Regions from separate parts of the Homo sapiens genome. Here region 2 is linked to region 1. Evidence: chromatin contacts called from ENCODE Hi-C data. All regions are on one chromosome and are shown on one strand. The core of a region is the stretch at or near the end of the contact, and the rest is flanking DNA. Distances in the headings are between cores, read along the strand shown. Region 1 overlaps PALM2AKAP2 (PALM2 and AKAP2 fusion). Region 2 overlaps TXNDC8 (thioredoxin domain containing 8).

Region 1 (5,510 bases), core at 28-2,527:
ACTTAATCTTTCTGTCCTGTTTCTTCCTCTATCACATAACAATGAATGACAAAGTAGTGCCTCTCTCACAAGGCTGTCATGAAGGTTAAAGGAGTCAATATTTGTAAAGATCTTACAATAGTATTCAGCACAGAATATATGCTTGCTATTTTTTATCTTTTAAATCTGGATGGTTGGTACGTTGGTGTCTGTTACGTTATTTTTTGGTGTTTGAATATTTTAAAGCATGACCTTAAAATAATGTACTTTCAAAACAGTCTTGCTAAGCAGTGCTTCTTAAAGCTTAACATGCATGTGAAATGTTTGGCAGTCTTGTGAAAATGCAGGTTCTGGTTCAGTAGGTCTCAGGCGGTACTCAATGGTCTGTGTTTGTAGCAAGCTCCCAGGTGGTCTGGTGCCGCGGGTCTGCCGGCCACTCCTTGAGTAGCAAAGTTGTTAAGGAACGGAGTTCCATCACGGTGTTTCTAGGATTGTTCTGGTTGTCTTTTGCCACATAACAAATCATCCAAACCTAGAAGCTAAAACGAAAATGATTTATGTTCTATGCTGTTGTTGTTATTATTATCTCTTGCAGTTCAGCTATGTAGTTCTTGGGATCTGTCACAAGCTGGTGGTTAGATGTAGCTGGGGCAAGAGTCAAGAGTCATCCTGAAGGCTTCCTCCCCCTCGTGTCCGGTGGTAGATGCTGGCTGGCTGTTGGGACCTCAGCTGGGGCTGTCAGCGAGAACATCTCCCCAGGGCATCTCCATGTGGCAAGGGGCTCTTCACAGCTCAGCAGCTGTATCTCAAGACAGAGAACCAGGCAGAAGATGTATTACCTTTTCTTGCCCAGCCTCCAAGTCTCACAGCATCGCTTCTGCCACCTTCTATGTATTAGAAGCAAGGCACTAAGGCCAGCCCATATGCAAGGGTAGCGCAGTGAGACTCCGTGTCTTTTTTTTTTTTTTTTGAGACAGAGTTTCATTCTGTTGCCCAGGCTAGAGTGCAGTGGCACGATCTTGGCTCACTGCAACCTCCACTTGCTGGGTTCAAGTGATTCTTGTGCCTCAGACTCCCGAGTAGCTGTGACTACAGGCAGGCGCCACCACACCCAGCTAATTTTTGTATTTTTAGTGGAGATGGGATTTCACCATATTGGCCACGCTGGTCTCAAACTCCTGAATTCAGGTGATCTGCCCGCCTTGGCCTCCCAAAGTGTTGGGGTTACAGGCGTGAGCCACCGCACTTGGCTGAGACTCCATGTCTTGAAGGGAGAAGTGTCAAAGAATTTTTAGACATGTCTCAAAACCACCACAATGGCCTGCTTAAGGAAGCTCTGGGAGGAACAGAAAGTGGTGGATGAGTCAACCAGGGAAAGTTGACTTTGTTGTGTTTAAATTTGTGGGTTTGGGGTACCATGAAGACCACTTGAAGTTATTCTCCAACAGGCAGGATGGTGTGTGAGTATCTGAGTATCTATCTCTCACACCAGATCATAAGCTTCTTGAAAGCAAGGACTTGGTCTTTTTCTCTGCAATAGTTCTGGTGTCTACCACAGTGCTTGGCACACAAAAGTGACCCAAACAATGTTTGTTTGATGAGGGAATGAATAAATGAATGAATGAATGAATGGTAAAGGATTTAGGACTGAGGCTGTGTGGTCTGAAGAAGAAAGGATACTGGAATTCTGGAAATCTCTCCCAGAACAGTCCTCTCTGGCACTTCTCCCAGGGAGAGGGACTCCTGCATTTGCTCAGAGGCCACCATGGCCCTGGGGGTCTGGCCTGCCTGCTTTGCAACTTGAGGCCCTCGCGTACCCCATAGGCTGTGGAAGGCCTGGATCTGCTGGGAAACCTCCTTCTTCCACTAAATGGAAACTGGAATTCCAGGAGAAAGCAAAAATCAACAAGAGCTATTTTGATTATAATGATATCTCATTTCTAAGCAGCTCTCTCTATTTCCTGTTTATAGCCCAAACTGAGAGCAGAAGCGACTAGATCTCTCAGTGAAAGGTTTTCTCCGAAGACGTCTAGCTATATCATCAACAGGAAACAGTACTCTCCCAAGACAAAAGTCCCTGTCTCTGGCCACTCTGTTGGGTTTCATTGCACCCTACAAAGGGAGGTGGGAAACCTGGGTTTCTGAAAGAGGCCCTGATTTTGTGTTAGCCTTCAGCATCTACCACTTGTACCCAGCTCCCAGTCCCCCAAATTTCTGGGGACTCCATGTGAAATCAATGCACAGGAATTGTGGGGGGAAGCCCTAAGGAGTCCAGCCGCGATTTTCAGCGCGATTTTCAGGGCAGCTACATTTCACTTCAAAACTCCCAGTAAGTCTGCCACTAAGACCCCTGGAAAGGCTGGCTATGTCAGCCCTCTGTCTTCATTAGAAGAATCTCAGGATTTCTTCCAGTGACAGAACATGATCCTCAGATTCCAGGGAGTGACCCCAGACCCAGTTCCTCTCCGGGCTATAAAACTGTGGAGTGTGACACAGACAGAGAGACTGTGGTAATTTAGAGACTAAGAAAAAAACTGACTAGAAAGCAACTGAACAGAACAGCTGCAGGAATGTAAAATGCAAGACCCTCTGATCTGACAGTCTTTTCCTGCACCTCTACAAATGTGCGTGCACACACACACACACACACACACACGACTCCCAGAAAGGACCCTCTGAAGACAGGACATTTCAGCTGACATCTGAAAGATGAGGAAGGCAGCCATGCCAAGAGTATTCCAGAAAGAAGGAACAGGGTTTGCAAAAGCTCAGCAGCTCCACAGCTGCTGGTCTGGGCCAAATAGGACAGACAGCCTGTGGCTCTCCCCACACCTTGTGCTTCCTCACTCAGCCACTGTGAGTCTCCTCTCGCCTGAAACAGTCTCCCGCTCTGTCCTAACCTTCCAGCATCTTTCTCATTCACTCTGTCTCCTGAATATCACCCACAAAGGGTAGCAGTATCAGTCTTGGTCCACACACTTATGCAAGAAGTGCCACTTTGTTTTCTTTAAATCAAGTGATATCAGACTCTGTACCCCAAGGCTGCTGGTCTGGCAGGCAGTTCAAACTCAGTCGTTCACGGGGCTCTCTCCCACCCAAGGTCATGCAAAGGTGACATGCTCATCTTGGGGAAGGCCCATCATCACTGGTTCTCACTGGATTTATCCTTGGGTGTGCATTGTCCTGGTTTTCAGAGCCCCTTCAGGGCTGAAGTCTGTGTGGCTTCTGAGCCAAGCTTGGAGACAGGAGCCTTGGCAGAGGCTGGGAGCCTGGAATCAGCATCCAGCTTCCCTGCTTACACCACAGTGTAGCACTCCCACATCCTCACCCCACCCCACCCCAAGTGCAGCCTACAGCCCCTCCCCTCTACTGCTTCTGGGAGAAAGTGCACCCCTCCCCGAACCCCACCAGGATGCCTAGCTTCATCTCTTTAGTGAACTTTTGGCTTTTGCAAAAGACCTGAAGGCCCATTGACCAAAAGTAGCCTCTGCCCAGGCAAGGGAGCACAAAACCCACTCATCTTCTAGAAATGGACTGGAGAGTGCAACACAGGAAGTGCCCACACAGATGTTTCCTAGACCTTGCCTTTAGGGTCCCTCTGTTCTCAGGGATGCAGTCTATCCAGCCCTGGGAACTTGAACTCCCTGAGAACAATGTCCCTCTCTATCTATGGTAAAGGATTAGGTTTTGTTTTTTTTCTTTTAAGCTTCCAGTTCATCTCAGAACAGTACTTTTGTAAAGTACAATGAAAGTGAATGATGAGAAAAGTAAAATTTTTGAAAGACACACAGAATACAGGTACTGATTTTTTATTATTAGATTCAATAAATTGTTATTAAGGGTTCTAAACATATTCTTTCCATTTCTGCACTCACTTGGTCACCGATCAGTAACCAACTGTGGAGGGACACGGATTGGTGGGCCACTCACTTTGAGGAGCGCTGCCTTAGAGCACTCAGGAGGGAGCAGTGAGTCCTTCTTCACCTCTAGAAATGTGGAGCTTAGTGAACTGTAGAATCTTCAAGGGGTTAGGGTAGAAGCTGGAAACAAGGACAGCCTTTACCTAGTGAGCCAAGAAACTAAAATCCAGCCTCCTCTTACAACTACTTACAATGCAAAAAGAATTACAGTGTAGGACTATGGAGCCTGCCTCTGGGGCAGGCTGCCTGGTGATACATTCAGCACTGCCACTTACTGCCTTGACCCAGGATGAGTTAATAGCTCACAGCCTCAGTTTACTCATCTGTCCAATTAGGATAGTAGTACTATCTCATAGGGTTTTTGTAAAGACTGAAGTTAATAAGTGCATAATCACATAGAGTTGCTCTTGGAAAATAGTAAGTGCCTGTGAATATTAAAAATTTCCTGGCCAGGTGCCGGGGCTCATGCCTGTAATCCCAGCACTTTGGGAGGCCAAGGCAGAAGAATTACTTGAGCCTAGGAGTTTTGAGACCAGCCTGGGCAACATAGGGAGACCCTGTGTCTACAAAAAAAATTTAAAAAATTATCTGGGCATGGTGGCATACACCTGTAGTCCCAGCTACTCAGGTGGATGAGGTGGGAGGATTGCTCAAGCCCAGGAGGCCGATCACACCACTACACTGCAGCCTGGGCAACAGAGCAAGACCCTGTCTCAAATAAAATAAAATAAAAGTTTCCTTAGAAAGAAAGCTTCAGGAGGTTAGGGATCTTTATTTCCTGATGTTTCCCAAATGCCTAGAACCATGCCTGGCACATAGCAGTGCTCAGTAAATATCAGTGAATGAATCCATCTCCTTATCCAATGCTGAACTTCAGGCTTCCATGTTTATCCCACTCTTAGTCCCTTTTTTTTTTTTTTTTTTTTTTTTTTTTTTTACAGAGAAAAGGGGTCTGTTTGCTCTTTGTGTTCTTTGTGTTCATAGTGTTTCCAAGCCCCAGGCCATTCAGAGCTTTTGTCTCCAGTGCCCCACACATTCAAGAAAGACTTGAATTGCCTCTCAGGTCTGAACCTGTTTTGTGCAGGGTGTCCAAGCTGGAGTGCAATGGACCGGTCTTGACTCACTGCAACCTCCCACTCCCGGCTTCAAGCGATTCTCCTGTCTCAGCCTCCCAAGTAGCTGAGATTACAGACGTTCGCCACCAAGCCTGGCTAATTTTTGTATTTTCAGTAGAGATAGGGTTTCACCATGTTGGTCAGGCTGATCTCGAACTCCTTACCTCAGGCAATCCGACTGCCTCAGCCTCCCAGAGTGCTGGGATTACAGGCGTGAGCCACCGCGCCCAGCCAAGATACATTGTTGCAGAGTGTAAAACCAGATCTTGTTGACCTGGCATTTAGACCTTCCAAAATCTGATTTCCACCTGTGTTTCTAGGCATGTGACCCACTGCACACTACACAGCCCCCACAGGGACCATTTCTCCTACCCTGAGCAAGCCATTCCTCCAAGACACACTTCTTTGCAACTCCTGCCCGTTGAAAGATTACTCATTCTACCAAGCCAGGCTTAAATGCTGCCTACTCTCTGAAGCTGTCTCTGATATTCCACCA
Region 2 (5,719 bases), core at 2,388-4,887, 350 kb after region 1:
AGTACATCTGTTGTTAGATTCTAGTCTTGCCTAATGTTTTTCCATTTATATTATTTTCTGCAGTTTGGACTAAATTCTAATTTCTCTTGGCTACAAGTCTTCTTTTTTTAGTTGTTTTTGAGACAGAGTCTCGCTGTTGCCCAAGCTGGAGTTCAGTGGCATGATCTTGCAATCTCAGTTCACTGCAACCTCCGCCACCCGGATTCAAGTGATTCTCCTGCCTCAGCCTCCCAAGTAGCTGGGATTACAGATGCCCGCCACCTTACCCAGCTAATTTTTGTATTTTTAGTAGAGACAGGGTTTCAACATGTTGGCCAGGCTGGTCTTGAACTCCTGACCTCAGGTGATGTGCTCACCTTGGCCTCCCAAAGTGCTGGGATTACAGGTGTGAGCCACCATGCCTGCCCCTACGAGTCTTCAAAATAATGTTTCAATTTTTTTCTTATCTTTTCCCCCAATTTTTCCTAATTTGGAGTCACTGAAAACTAAGCTGTGCTTTTTTAAAGCCCTGCAAACTGAAGCTAGACAATTTAAACTTCCGAAGAAAATAACAGCAATCTATTTACATATATAAGCCACTTTCTGAAGTCCATGTGTAGACTTCAGAGTAATATGACTTAGGCTGGACACAGTGGCTCACACCTGTAATCTCAGCACTTTGGGAGGCTGACGTGGGCAGATCACCTGAGATTAGGAGTTTGAGACCAGCCTGGCCAACGTGGCAAAATCCTGTCTCTACTAAAAATACAAAAATTAGCCAGGCGTGGTGGCACATGCCTGTAATCCCAGCTACTTGGGAGGCTGAGGCAGGAGAATCACTTGTACCCAGGAGGTGGAGGTTGCAGTGAGCCGAGACCGTGCCCCTGACTCCAGCCTGGTTGATAAGAGCAAAACTCTGTCTCAAAACAAACAAATAACAAACAAACAACCAAAATGGAGTAATGTGGCCTATACAGATTTTCCAGGATTGTTCTTTTGTTTGTTGTTGTTCTTCTCCCTTCTTCCCCCTATTTTCTTTTCATAGGATGTGAGGCTTCACAAGCTGCTAAAAATAAGCTTTCCTAATAACTTGGCACCTACCTGTCTAGGAATAAACCACCCTAGCCATGAGAGATCAGATGAAACCTGAGACCAGAAACTCATTTTCTTCTAAAATGATTTCTCCAAAAGATTTTTAAATAGAAAAGGGGGTAAATGTGAAAGGAAAATAAATCTTGGGACCCCAAAATCACTAAGCTAAAGGGAAAAGTCAAGCTGGGAACTGCTTAGGGCCAAACTGCCTCCCATTCTATTCAAACTCACCCCTCTGCTCACTGAGATAAATCCAAATCTGATTGCCTCCTTTGGAGAGGCTAATCAGAAACTCAAAGAAGGCAACCATTTGTCTTTTATCTACCTATGACCTGGAAGCCCCCTCCCCACTTTGAGTTGTCCTGCCTTTCTTGACTGAACCAATGTTCATCTTACATATGTTGATTGATGTCTCATGCCTCCCTACAATGTATAAAACCAAGCTGTGCTCTCACCACCTGGGCACATGTCATCAGGGACTCTTGAGGCTGTGTCACAGGTGGATGTCCTCAAAATCGGCAAATTAAACTTTCTTTTTTTTCTTTTTTTCTTTTTCTTTTTCTTTTTTCTTTTTTTTTTTTGAGATGGAGTCTCGCTCTGTCACCCAGGCTGGAGTGCAGTGGCGCGATCTCGGCTCACTGCAAGCTCCGCCTCCTGGGTTCTCGCCATTCTCCTGCCTCAGCCTCCGGAGTAGCTGGGACTACAGGCGCCCGCCACCCCGTCCGGCTAATTTTTTGTATTTTTAGTAGAGACGGGGTTTCACTGTGTTAGCCAGGATGGTCTCTATCTCCTGACCTCGTGATCCGCCCACCTCGGCCTCCCAAAGTGCTGGGATTACAGGCTTGAGCCACCGCGCCCGGCCAGCAAATTAAACTTTCTAAATTAACTGAGACATGTCTCAGATATTCAGGGTTCACATTGTTTTCTCGTTTTATTCCGATGTCGGGTTATGCCTCTCAAAGGCATGCTCCACTCTGAAATATTAAGGGAGCGAGTTTACTTCTCTCTCCTCAAGGCACTGCTGCAACCCTAGTAATAACTGCTAATGAAAATTATAAGCTCTGGTTTGCTGAGACCAAGAGAATGGGGTGTGGCTGTCCATGCATAATAGAACCAACTAAGCTCAATGATCAGTTTTGAAGTCTTTTATTATGAACATTTTCAAACATCCACAAAAATAAAATAATGAAGTGAACCCTCCTATCCCCTGCATTTGCCCATCATCCAGAGGCAGGTTTTTTTTTGTTTTGTTTTTTTGGCTCTTGTTGCCCAGGCTGGAGTGCAATGGCATGCTCTTGGCTCACTGCAACCTCCGCCTGCTGGGTTCAAGTGATTCTCTTGCCTCAGCCTCCCGAGTAGCTGGGATTACAAGCACCCGCCACCACACCCAGCTAATTTTTGTATTTTTAGTACAGACGGGGTTTTGCCATGTTGGCCAGGCTGGTCTCGAACTCCTGACCTCAGGTAATCCACCCGCCTCAGCCTCCCAAAGTGCTGGGATTACAAGTGTGAGCCACTGCACCCAGCCCGGGGCAATTTTTTTTAATGCCAAAGACATTGAATCACCTGCAAAAATTCTAGTACTGCTGCTGCAAAATGCAAAGGGGCTGGAGACAGCGGTCCCCTCCTCACAAATGGACTTCCAAGAGTACCAATTAGACTTTAGAGTCTGACTAATGACACACTCAAAAGATAATTATAGCAAAATATCTTGGCCAGTTGATATGCAATTTTGGTTTTGATCTTCTTGCCTCAGCCTGCCAAGTAGCTGGGACTACAGAATCCTGCTACTATGCCTGGCTAATTTTTGTATTTTTTTTTTTTGTAGAGATAGGGTTTCACTATGTTGTTCAGGCTGGTCTTGATCTCCTGGGCTCAAGGAACCCACCTGGCTTGGCTTCCCAAAGTGCTGGAATTACAGGTGTGAGCCACTGTGCCCAGCCACAAGACACTTTTTTTTTTGGCGGCAGGGGAGGGGGTTGAGGGGGCGGGGGGCGCAGGCTGTAGAAATGTATGTACAATATAATTTCTTTTTTCTTTTTTTTTGAGACAGGGTCTTGCTCTGTCACTGAGGCTGGAGTGCGGTGGTATGATCTTGGCTCACTGCAACCTCCGCCTCCCGGGTCCAGGTGGTTCTCCTGCCTCACACTCCTGAGTAGCTGGGATTATAGACATGTGCCACCACACTCGGCTAATTTTTTTTTTTTGTATTTTTAGAAGAGATGGGGTTTCACCATCTAGGCTACTACCTGCTAGGCTGGTCTCGAACACCTGGCCTCAAAGTGATCTGCCTGCCTCGGCCTCCCAAAGTGCTGAGATTACAGGTGTGAGCCACTGTGCCTGGCCTGTACAATATAATTTTATAATTTATAATGATATTATATTCTCTTTTTTAAAAAGAGGAGTTTACTAAAGCATTGAATAGTATGAATAAGATGAAAAGAATATGTCTAATAAAAATTTTTAAAATTTCTCTACCTTCTGTGGAGAGGTGAGCAACATTAATTACTGTTTGATCCTATCTGGGCCCCTTTCTCTGACTCCTCCCCACCCATCTGTTCCCCAGAGCCATCTGCATCACGTTGCAGGTATTTGAACACTTCCCCTTTGACTTTCACAAGACTCAAGACAGGCTTTGCAACTGCAAGGGGCTTGATTAAAGTTTTTGGAGGAGCTAAATAAAAATCAAGCAAGCAGCTTGAATTTATATGCACTCGAATTCAAGAACAAGAGCCTATAAAAACAATGTTAATTTTTTTCCTTATCTATACTGGCCTTCTTCTCAACTTGTTCTAATAGTGCGATACCAGCAAAATACAAATTTACTTTCATTTTCTTGTAGCTGATTTAGAAACTCTACTTACAGATCTGATTCTTTGAGCGTTGGTGGCATAAATAATGCAAGAGTGCTTTTCTTCTGTGTAGGGGTTGACAAGCTTTTTTTGTAAAGGATCAGATAATACCAGCTTTAGGCTTTGCAGGCCATTTGGTCTCTGTTGCAACTACTCAAATTTGCTGTTGTAATGCTAAAGCAGCTAGTGACAATTCATAAACAAATGGGCATGGCTGTGTTCCAGTGAAAGTTTATTTACAAAAACAAGTGGAGGGTCGGATATGGCCCTGGGACTGTTCACCGACTCTTATTCTGTGCCATCAACTGAAGTTGTTGAGGCTTCATGCAACTGCCTAAGAGCTAGGTAGTCAGTACAATGTGGCTTTCTGTGGAAGGGCAAAAGCGTGTGCATCTAATGTCGTGGGAATTCACCTCAAGCCACACCTTGAACAGGAAAACTGATTTTGGACTCTGGCTAGAGGAGATGTCATTTTTCCCGTTTACTGGAAGTGTAGGGTGAAACTTTATTCTCAGGGATAAACATGGTTTGGGGGCCATTCCCTTCAATGGCTCATATACTTGTTCTCATGTTTCCACTGGAAAATCTGCTCAAATGCCCAGTTTTGAGAAAATATGCCTGTTTCCTATATCCCTTCACTTCTCCCCATGTTTAGAGGTGAGCTTATCTGTTAAGCTGACACAAAGGAATGAACTTGTGCCTATCCTCTCTCCTTTTGGGGATGCTCTGCTCAAGGGACAGGTATGCTCTCTTCCCACTGTCTTTCTGCACAACACATGGGAAGTGGGCCCTAAACCTGCCCAGATAGATCTGGAAGGCCATCATACTATAGCCTCACTTTTGGGGCTTGATAGTTGTGCAAAGCAACAATACCTCTTTTACCTGCACAGGTAAGTTTCTTCTTTGCAGCCCCAGATTCTCCCACAGGTGGGTCACCCCAATGTCTAGGCTTTAAGGGAATAGTAGGAAGTCTGTTGACATAGATCCCAGCCACATTGTTCAATGAGCACAGTGTAGCATTATGACTACTTATAATAAAGGTGATATTGTGATTAGCCACGTGACTCCTTGGGAGAAAAGAGTTAATGCAGCAGGTCTGGTTGCTTTCTTCTTGTGTGTCTCCAAGAGAACTATGTTTGACCCTTCACCACCCCCTAGAAATGTGGCCCTCCAAGTGTTCCTTGTGTTGGTGATTGACGGACTTTGTTATATATTCCTGGAGGGATGGACCATGCCATGCTGGCGTGTCAAGTTGCTTTGCATACACATCAATATTGATGATATGCCCCTGGTTTTATTGTTGGGGTTCTGAGTTTCTATTGCCATGGCCTGTTGTGTAGCAATGGTTGCACAAGATAAGTGTATGTCACAACTACTCCCCTACTTCCACAAAGACCTCAGTCTCTGAGCTCCAAGTGGTGTTCCTAAGTAGGGCCATACCACATAGCTACCGGAAGTTCATTGCTAGAGAGAGAGCATTCCTATGTGTCTGACAAGGAAAGACCTCAGAAGTCTCTGCTGGACCTTTCTGGACTCCATCAATGCATATCTTTTTTTTCTGCGCTTTTTCTCTGTATTCTTTGCTGTACTAAATCTTAGTTATGAATATAACTTGTGATTGGGTCTTGTAAGTCCTTCTGGTGAATCACCAAACATATCACTCCTATATTTCAACAACTTAAAATTCAGAGGAGAAGAGCAGGGTAGGTACTGGGGTAAAAAATTTAAGGGGTGGCCAGGCGCGGTTGCTCACGCCTGTAATCCCAGCCCTTTGGGAGGCCGAGGCAGGTGGATCA

The links. Hi-C counts contacts between places; a loop is a spot of excess contacts on that map. Pooled maps may share reads with other maps.
Region 2: a loop to region 1 is called in a map with no recorded cell type, with 3 times the contacts of the local background. The contact joins two enhancer-like sites. A Hi-C loop is called at or near these places in 3 of 37 single-sample maps with no recorded cell type and 2 of 50 pooled maps.

Annotation. Positions count from the first base shown.
Region 1 is chr9:109,966,479-109,971,988 of GRCh38, forward strand. The region is part of intron 6 of PALM2AKAP2 (PALM2 and AKAP2 fusion); the gene reads left to right. Among named protein-coding and RNA genes, the nearest start is that of PALM2AKAP2, 190 kb to the left of the region's middle. RefSeq lists enhancers at 320-419, 1,100-1,149, 1,160-1,279, 1,670-1,739. Within about 2 kb of position 1,278, at least 9 of the 41 ENCODE cell types and tissues checked have a DNase peak (open chromatin) inside an H3K27ac peak, as active enhancers do.
Region 2 is chr9:110,312,799-110,318,517 of GRCh38, forward strand. The region is part of intron 4 of TXNDC8 (thioredoxin domain containing 8); the gene reads right to left. Among named protein-coding and RNA genes, the nearest start is that of TXNDC8, 22 kb to the right of the region's middle. Within about 2 kb of position 3,638, at least 2 of the 41 ENCODE cell types and tissues checked have a DNase peak (open chromatin) inside an H3K27ac peak, as active enhancers do.